Regions from separate parts of the Homo sapiens genome. Here region 2 is linked to region 1. Evidence: read pairs that join two places in POLR2A ChIA-PET (ENCODE). Cell type or tissue: Panc1. All regions are shown on one strand.

Region 1 (5,000 bases):
GTAAAGCACCTAGCCCAGTGCCTAGCACATAGTTGGCATTCAATAAATAGGATTTTTATCCTGGGACCTTAAATAAGTCTGTAAGGCTAGAAGTAGACCACATATGCCATGAGCCTGAATTTTACCAGCTAGCAAATATTTTCAGAGGAGTCACTGCACTTCACAGTCCAAACTTTGCAGTTCATACAGTTGAAGCATCTGCTCCCCAAATCACGCTGTGAATTTCTCACCCTCAACATGGAAACTGAGGCGGCGACTTTCAAGGACTGAGCTCACAGCAGGGAGTGACAGAGACAGTAAAACAATCCAGCAGCCAGGCTGATGGGTTTTGGAATGTGTTTTTGTGATTACTCTGAGGCTTCAGCAAGCAGGCTGTGTAAGTGTGAAGAGATGTTGCAAAACAGCCATTCCTATCACACTGGGATAATATTGACTTTTGGCCCTTTGGGAATTTGAGATGTTAAAAAAAATAATACTGTGTGTGTTTTTGGAGAAAAGCATATTTATACTAAATGCCATGGCTGGACAGCTGCAAATAAAGAAAACTGTATTTTAGTCATGGGATTCTGGTTATAGAGAGAAAAGAAGTGTAGAAAGCTGTAACCTCAGCAGAGGTGCCAGGAGGTGGGAACAGAACCCACTGGTGTCTCCATCATGCCAAGCTTGGAGGTTCTGTCTGAGATGACAAGCCAAGCTATGAGTGGGCCACCCCGGAGACCCCCACCAGTTCCTGGGGACCCTTCTAGTCACCACAACTCCCGAAGGCCTTCTGGACAGAACAAGACCCACAAGACACACAAGGACTGTTGGGTCAGAAGTTGGGATCATCGAGATGCCCTTGCTAGCTAAATGCACAGAGAACATTCGGGGAGGGAAACCAAGCCTTCTTAAGATTTTGCCTTAAGCTAGCTCTGTGGCTTCCCACTCCCTCAGTCAAATTGGTCACCAAATCCTGTTAGTTTCTCAGCGTAGCTATTTCTGTTTTCACTTCATGGTTATTTACCCTGAGGAAACCCTTGCGCAAGGGCACTTGGAGATGCCTATTTGTTAAAGGACAAAAAATTGGCCACCACCTAAACATCCATCAGTAGGGGACTGGCTCAATGAACAGTGGTTTGACCAGATGATCGCAGCAGTCAAAATCGAATGAGGGTGCGCCTGCGAACTAAAATGAAAAACACTCCAGGATACGCTGTTGAGTGAAAACAGTGGTCATTTAGGTTTTTTGAAACAAGCAATATAATCCTATAGTACAAGTAAGTGGCAAATGGCCAGAGAAAGGTAAGGAAGGCCGCACCCCAGCCTGTGGGACTTTTCTCATCCGCCCACGGGCATCACCTGACGCACAGCTGTGAGCATGCAGTGAAGGGGCCAGAATGTGTCTTGTGGCCTTCCCACTCCACCCTTCTCCTCTGCCCTTCCCAACTCCAGTCAGTTAAAACCCAAGTCCATTTTGCCACCCATGTCCCCTGATCTGTCTTAGAACCTTCAATGGCTTCCTGCTGCTTCTAGGATAAAATTCGAACCATGGGGCAAGCTCACAAAGCGCTTTGCTATCGGGCCCTGCTGAGCTTCCCAGCTCTCTGTTCATCCCTACCCTGCAGCCACACCTTTGCATGTGCCAAGCCAGAAGCACCACAGAGCCCACTAGCTGGCAAGACTTGCTCACAGTCCCTCCCCCTGACCCCAGGCTTCTCTGTAAGCCCTGTGCAGTGTTTATTTGATTCATCAAGGGCCTTAGTAAACGCTTGCTCAGCCAACCTTCCTTTTCCTGACCCTCGTCAACATGTTTGTCATGTCACTTCCTTGGAATTGTAAAAGTTCCTTTAAAAAATGCCAATTCTTTCCCTACCCCAATTCTTCTCCACCAGGCGGTCCCGTACCCTGGCCCCCAGGAGCTGCCGTGCTTTGAAGAGGCCATCAGCAGCATGAAGGAAACGGCCACGTGGAAAATCAAATGGCTTCTGCCTGTCTCTGAGGCACCATTATTGCTGCATCTCTGCCTTTTGATTCAGTTGGTTTTTCCCATTCTTAGTGGGTCCTCACGAACTAACTCTCCTTCCCACCAACTGTGCACTCGGCAATACTGCTTATTTGCATTTCCCTTTTTTTTGAGAGGGAGTCTCGCTCTGTTACCCAGGCTGGAGTGCAGTGGTGCGACCTTGGTTCACTGCAACCTCCACCTGCCAGGTCCAAGCAATTCTCCTGCCTCAGCCTCCTGAGTAGCTGGGACTACAGGCACACACCACCACGCCCGGCTACTTTTTGTATTTTTAGTAGAGATGGGATTTCACCATGTTGGCATTTCACTTTTTTTTTTTTTTTTTTTTTTTTAGATGGAGTCTCGCTCTGTCACCCAGCTAGTCTGGAACTCCTGACCTCAGGTGATCCACTCGCCTCGGCCTCCCAAAGTGCTGGGATTAAAGGTGTGAGCCACCACGCCCAGCTGGCATTTCATTTTCTTGGATCCCAAAGGCACTCTAATTCTTGGGAAGTGGTTCCCAAACCTTGTTCCAGGGGATTGTCTTTGAGCTAGTCAGAGAGATTTTAAGGCAAAAATCAAATCAAGATGGACTTTTATCAACTTACATACAGAATTAAGGGCTAGGAATTTTTCGTTTCTCGGTTTTCTGCCATAAAGGGGCCTTCACACCTTGGCATCTCCTATCACTTGTCTGTTAATGAGAACTTGCGGTTGATAAAACAAATGATTCAGAAGCAAAGAAAAAAAACACCAACAGAAAAGGCTTAGGATGTTTCCTTGGGTGATTTTATGGACTTTTCCTTTAGATACAGACTTGAGACACAGATGCAAGTCATGCTCTCTGATGACTTCTGTACTCTTGGTTCACACGATGGAGTAGAATACAGCAAGAATATGTGGGGTTCCCAAAGCTCACCTGATTTCCAGGTGTTCTGCCTCTGAATATGCTTCAGAACGGAGGGCATGGCGGTTCACGGAGTGGAAACCAGGGAGCCCTGGCTGGCCACTTGTGAGCTGGTAACACTGGGCACTGAGGAATGACACTAGCTTCCCAGAGCTGTTGTGAGGCTCCGGGGGACTGCCTGGCTCAGATGGGCGCAGTGCCAATGATGGCAGTCAGCACCCCAGGGGACAGGATGTGTGCTGGGCTGGAGGCCCAATTTGTGCTCTTCTCCAGCCCTGGCTCAGCCTCTGAGAGCTGTGGGGCCTCAGGCAGATTACAGGATCTCTTCTGTGTGAGGAGGAAAATTCTGCCTGCTCTATTACACCCCGGTGTTTTACCAACGCCCAGGGAAAGTCTTTGTGAAAGAGCAACTCTGTGCCACTGCAGCATGTCTTTGTAATTGACAGCAGAAGGACTACTGCATTCGTAATTTTGTTCGTGCTAATTGATTAATGTGTAGAAAAGGAACCTATTTTCTGGGGTCCCAAGGCTCAGCCCTTAACTAACAACAACAACAACAACAACAACAACAAAATGGCAAGAGCAGTTAACCTTTGCTGCACGTTTTATATGGGTCAGGCATTGTTCTGGGCACTTAGGTGAATGAACTCATTTTATGTCACAAGAGCCTAATGAGGTGACACTTGTATCCCATTTTTTGTTTTTCGGTTGTGGTACACATAACAGAATCTACCATCTGAGCCATTAGTAAGAGTACAGTTCAGTTCTTAAGTCCACTCACATTGTCGAGCATCATCCCTGTTTCTTATATGAATAAACTGAGATCCAACAAGGTGAACCAAATGGGTCAAGGCCACCTAACAATTTTCCCGTGGAGGTGGAAGGCTGGGACTTGGGCCCATACTCTTTGGCTTGTGCTGGGTGCTTTCATTCTGCTGCTTCTCACCTGGGCAAATACTCTGCTGCTGGGAAAAGAAACCCCATTGTGAATGAACAGGAAAAACAATGAAAAAAAGGATGCTGGGATTGATCATGGACACCCTGGGGTGGGAAGATTTGGTAAGTTCGATCTTTTCTTGGTGTCTTCCAGTCTTTTCTGTTATGCACTAGATGTGCTTGACTAGGAGGCTGGAGGATGAGGCTGGAGAGCTCTATCCTACGTGTGGGGCCAGGCCCGTGCTGGTGAGCACACGGGGTGTGTGGCCAAGCCACCCGCTCTGCCACTGACACTGGCCTGTGCTGTGCTGCCGGCATGGCTGCCCTGCTGCGGGCCCACCCGAGCCTACAGAACATTCTAAGGCATGGCCCAGGTCAAATGGCAGATTGCATATGGGGTTTGTTCTCTCCCCCCACCTACTGCACGGGCTTCTCTATTAGCAACCAGGGAGTGTTCCCTGCCATCTGACACACTCTTATGACCAGAAGGCTCCCGGGCATACAGTCGCTTTGGCAGTATGAGTTAGGTAATGACCCCAAAGAGTGAAGCAACACTCAGTTCTTTGGAACTCTCTTCTTCCCCTCCCTCCACCTCCCAGAAAAGCATCTGGGCAAGATGGCTGGCCCTGCCTACTGTGTCCATATTTAGCGAGAGAGGGCTCCCCATGACAAGTGCTACTGTGTCTATTGGGAAAGTGTCTTTGGGGGGCATGTTGTGAGTGGGGAAACCTTGCAGGCCCGGATCCGGGAACGCGGTTCCTTCTCTGGCTGTGTGAGCCCAGCTCCAGATTCCCTGAGGCTCTCTCTCTCCACAGCTGCTCTGGAGCCCTGAAAAGAGGCTTGGCAAACAGGAGACCCCTTGGACTCAGCTCAGGGCTGATTTTTGAGTAGGATCTGTTCCCCACACCCCTGCCCCACCACTTGAAGGCTGATCTCTTAGAGGCAATTGCCAGAAAGCTTTGAAAGGGGCTCAAATCCTGCTGCTTTTGTTCAGGCAGGATTTTGAAGTCATCCTTCTGCTTTTTGTTCATGCACACCAGGGACAAACCTGTGCAGGAACGAGCCCTGCACCGCTAGCCTGGTTTGGAAGTGGTGGTCTCAGGACGGAGCATCTTTCTGGATTGCTGCTTTGCAGGTTTGTCCTTGAAACACTGGAAGTGGGTCTTGGGGCACGAG
Region 2 (5,000 bases), 120 kb before region 1:
TTAGCACAGTGCCTGGCACATATTAGGAGTGCAGTAAGTATTTGTTGAATAAATGAAAGAAGAAGCAGGCATTAAAGCAACAATGAGAAGCCACCACTTACCAAATCATCAAATAGGCAAAAATGGAAAAAGTAAGATAATGGTGAAGGCATGGGGAAACATTGTTGAATGCTTTTGCCCAGAAGGTAAATGTGCACAGCACGCTGGCAGGTGACTGGGTGGCACCTATGAACATTCAAACGGTAAGAACGGTTTATCACATGTGTGCCAAGAGGCTGTACAGGGAGGTGCAGGCCACGCTGTTTGCAAGAGCAAAAATACAACCTATGTGTCCACCCACCGGGGACGGCTAAATGAACATACGCTGAGGAGTATCATGCAGTTCTTAAGGAGCATGGGGTCGATCTATATGTGATCTAGCCAGATTGCCAGAGTATCTGTTGGGTGGAAAGTGCAAGATGGAGAAAGACATGACATTGATAGAGGGAAAAGTCCTACACAAAGGAATACTATTTTTTTTTTTTAAATAATTGGGGTCTTGCTCTGTCACCTCGGCTGGAGTGCAGTGGCACAATCATAGCTCACCACAGCCTCGAACTGACCACAAGTGATCCTCCCAGCTCGACCTCCCAAAGCGCTAGGATTACAGGCATGAGCCACCACACCTGGCCAAGGAACATAATTTTTATGGGTCAAAATACAAGCATGTAGATGCATAGAAAAAGATCCCAGGGTGGGAGCAGTGGCTTATGCCTATAATCTCAGCGCTTTGCGAGGCCCACGCGGGAGGATCACTTGAAGCCAGGAGTTTGAGACCAGCCTAGGAAACAAAGTGAGACTCTGTCTCCCTAAAAATGAAAAAATTAGCTGGGCATGGCAATGCGTGCCACCTACATGGGAAGCTGAGTCAGGAGGATTGCTTGAGCACAGTGGGGGTGGGGTGGGGGTGTCAAGGCTGCAGTGAGCTGTGTTCACGCCACTGCACCCCAGCCTGAGTGACAGAGGGAGACCCAGTATCAAAAAATAAAAATAAAAATAAAAAAGATCCCAAAGAACAGACCAAGCTGGTGCCTGGGTTACCTAGAGGGAGGAAAATTGAAGGAAAAAGAGGATAAAAAAGGAATGAGCATCAGTGAATGTGTCTAATGGGTGCTCAGCGAAGCTCTGTTGAATCTGGAGAGGCAGTAAAGGCATGTGGATATAACATCAGCCCCTGCTCTGGGCTTGCTGGTTTGGGCAAGGTGACCCAGAACGCTCTCCCACAGAGGGACTCATTACTCCAGGGCAGGCAGAGGTCCAGTCCAGCCCTCTCCCTTCCTCCAGACGAGTCTCCTCCTAGAAGCCACTAGGGCTGCCTTGGGGTGTCCGGCTTACCTTTGGCCTCATGCTCTGCCCAGGGCCTCACATTCTTGTCATGCTCTGCCCGGAATATGTTCTCCCTCCGTTCCCTTGGTGAGAGCTCTTTTTTTTTTTTTTTTTTTTTTTTTTTTTTTTGAGACAGGGTCTCCCTAAGTCACCCGGGCTGGAGTGCAGTGGTGTGATCTCAGCTCACTGCCATCTCTGTCTTCCGAGCTCAAGTGATCCTCCCACCTGAGGCTCCCAAGTAGCAGGGACCACAGGTATGTGTCACCATGCCCAACTAATTTTTTCATATTTTTGTAGAGATGGGGTTTTGTCATGCTGCCCAGGCTGGTCTTGAACTCCTGAACTCAAGTGATGCTCACTCTTTTTTTTTTTGAGATGGAGTCTTGCTCTGTCGCCCAGGCTGCAGTGCAGTGGCGCCATCTCTGCTCACTGCAAGCTCCGCCTCCTGGGTTCACGCCATTCTCCGGCCTCAGCCTCCCAAGTAGCTGGGACTACAGGCGCCCACCACCACGCCCGGCTAATTTTTTGTATTTTTAGTAGAGACGGCGTTTCACCGTGTTAGCCAGGATGGTCTCCATCTCCTGACCTCGTGATCTGCCTGCCTCCGCCTCCCAAAGTGCTGGGATTACAGGCGTGAGCCACTGCGCCCGGCCGTGATGCTCACTCTTTACAACTCGGTTGAGGGTTACCCCTCCCTGAGCCTGTTCAGGGCACTGCCAATTGGGCCAGTAGACGCTGGGCTTCCCACATCGTGGCATGGGAGGAGACTGCTGCTGCTCTGTGTGCCCTGAGACCAGACGCCTCCTCAGAGAGAACTGGGCCCTATTCTACCTCTCATTGCGATACCCGACATTCTCAACAGCATCACCACAGTGAGGGCCCATGGACATGAGGAATCTTCCTGCTCCACACTCTAACGTCCCCAGCCTGCTGCGTGCTAGCTCTTGTGCCTAGTTTCATAGTTTCTGCAAGTTCTTTGCCCCCTATGTCACCGCTACTGGTCCTTGCTGTCAGCTGCTGACACCTAATTTGTCACTTATGGGATGGGGTGGGGTGGGTAGAAACCTGTTAGGCTTGTTGGAATACTGTGCAAAAATGGAGTGAATAGGCCACGACAAAGATCCCAAGGGATTTACTGAGGAACAGGCACTGTGCTTCCCAGGCTCGGGCTTTGTGAGAGTTCTCTGGACCACTGGATTCAGTCAACTTGCCTGAAGCCACACAGCTGATGGGGAGGGGAGCTGGGACTGGAAGCAGGTGTGTCTGGACCCCTCCACCAGCATTCCTAGAATTCTACTTTCCTGCCCCTCCTATTTTGCAGCTGTTAACGAAACAATCTTGACTGCTTTCTGAAAGCCAGTGACTACTGACTACTTCAAGTAACAGCTGACTTCACCTCTCCTTTCTTCACCTGTGCCTGCTAGAAGAGTCTCATCAAGTCTCCAGGACTGGCGCCACTTTGGAGTCAGCCACTGGCTCATGCCATCGTTCCCTGGCCTCTCACACCTTCTCCTTGGACTCAGGTCCTCTGAGCTCACACCCCTCTACCCGCCACTGAGACACACAATCGTTCCTGTGGTGGGAGCAGAAAGGATCTACTCCAAACATCAAAGCAACCTCTCCCGACAGAGGACTTCAGGCCAGGTTCTGCCAAGCCCCAGGGCTCCCCAAAACACCTTCACCAAGTTCCACCAGTTCCCTGAGTTGTGCTCTCCTCATCTGATCAAGGGAAACACATAATTTCCAATTCACAGGACCATGGGAAAGTGTCCCAAGGCCACTACTACAGCTCATCGTGGCTAAAGCCCAGCAGCTGGGAAGGTCAGCAGCTAGAAGGTTCTTTCCACACTCAGTCCTATGCTGTCGCTTGGGCCTGGATGGCTGGTCCATGCACTCAGGGCAAAATCCAAAGCCCTGCCACAGCCCAGCAAGGCCGTGCCTGATGGATCAGACCCTGCCAACCCCTATGCCTCACCCCTACACCACCCCCTGGCTCGCTATACCAACTCTCCTTTCCTATCTTCAAGCACCCCCACCACAGGGCCTTTGCACTGGCTGTTCTCGCCACCTGGGGTCTTCATCCCACTTTTAGAAAGACGTCAGTGCTAATGTCACCACCTCCAAGAGGCTTTCCCTAACTTCCTTATCTCACCTTACAAACACCCAGTCACCCCTTTCTCTCTGTTTCTTTCCCACATAGCACCCAGTATGGTCTGCACTGATGGTGTGAATTCACTGACTCCCCTAGGTCTGCCTGAAGACCTCTGAGTCCCCTGCGCCTGGCACACAGTAAGAACTCAGTAAATATCTGCTGAATAAATACTGAAGAAGTGAAATAGATATGTTATTATCCCATCTTGCAAATATGGAAACTGAGGCACAGAAAAGCTAAGAAGCTGGCCCCAGGCCACATACTTATGAAATGACCCATTTAAATTCAGACCAGCGGTCAGCAGAATCCACACTGTGAGCCCCACTGCTCGGGGTTCCCAGGGGCACAGACTCCCATGGGAACCTTCCCGACACATGGGTTAGAGGAAAAGCAGGGCTGAGGAATTCCGGGGCAGAGGCTAGTTTCACGATTACACACCCTGGCCAGGAGCTACTTTTCCCAGCAAGGCGCCACCAAAGCCGGAAAGAGAAACTGAAAAGCTAAGTGCCATAAGCCACCAGGATCTTGACTTCCCCCAGATGCTGGCTGGGCCCCTCACATTTGGGGTACGAGGATCTGCCAAGATAGGGAGGAGAATGTTTCCACACATCTGGCTGTGGCTGTGGTTTAGTAAGCTGTGGATATAGGGCTGGTCCATCCGCCCTGTGACAAGAGGTCATTGTGCCAAGCACCGACTCCATGCCTGGCATTTTGCCCTTGGCTCTGCATGTCTGGCTGCTCTGTGAGGTACGAGATGTCCAGAGATCACTTTGCAGTTGGGGCAAATCAGGTCCCAAGAGGACAGGTCACTTGCCCAAGGTCATGCAGCAGGTCTGGGGTCAGAGCCTGGTCCCATCCTACCGAGCACTCTGAGCCCCTCAGGGTTTCGCACTGCCTGGCTTCCTGTGAGCCTGGTGCCCAGCCCTCCAGCAGAACAGCCCACAAGGTGGATGCTTGTCAACCAGCAGATTTCCTTTTCTCTTTCGGCATCTGGATTTGGTTTCATTTTGAACACAGGACTTCAGAAAATGAAACCAAAGCTGTCTGTCACTGGTGGCAGTGAGGAGAACCCACGTGTGCTGAGTGTACCTTTAGAAGCTTTCCTGCTCCCTTGCTGTGCCTTCCCTGGCCTGTGGTCCCTGGACTAGGGCTTCAAACATAGATATAAGGCAGTGCTTTGGGAAGCCAGGGCAGGAGGGTCACTAAAGGACAGGAGTTCGAGACCAGCCTGGGCAACGTAGTGAGACCCCATCCCTACAAAAAATTTAAAAAATTAGCCGGGTGTGGTGGCATGTGCCTGTAGTCTCAGCTACTCAGGAGGCTGAGATGGGAGAATCTCTTGAGCCCAGGAGGTCGAGGCTATAGTGCCTCCTCGATCCTATCACTACACTCCAGCCTGAGCAACAGAGCTACACTCCATCTCTTTAAAAAAATGGACACAGGGGTTGAAGCCATGCGTCTGTGGGCTCCAACACACTGCCAC

What was found. Peaks named below come from ENCODE experiments on the same cell type or tissue, not always from the same donor. Only the 100,000 strongest peaks of a DNase experiment are listed, where the experiment ranks them.
Region 2: POLR2A ChIA-PET joins it to region 1 with 13 read pairs; 22 of 35 experiments call an interaction of 5 or more read pairs at or near these places.

Annotation. Positions count from the first base shown.
Region 1 is chr16:11,134,922-11,139,921 of GRCh38, reverse strand. The region is part of intron 22 of CLEC16A (C-type lectin domain containing 16A); the gene reads right to left. It overlaps LOC105371081 (a long non-coding RNA gene), which reads left to right and starts at 4,872. Exons shown (of 2, transcript XR_001752081.2): 1 at 4,872-4,959. In Panc1, no CTCF peak of the experiment used is centred here; no DNase peak of the experiment used is centred here; H3K27ac peaks cover 223 bases.
Region 2 is chr16:11,258,384-11,263,383 of GRCh38, reverse strand. The region is part of intron 1 of LOC105371082 (a long non-coding RNA gene); the gene reads right to left. Among named protein-coding and RNA genes, the nearest start is that of SOCS1, 4.7 kb to the right of the region's middle. RefSeq lists an enhancer at 4,404-4,633. In Panc1, no CTCF peak of the experiment used is centred here; no DNase peak of the experiment used is centred here.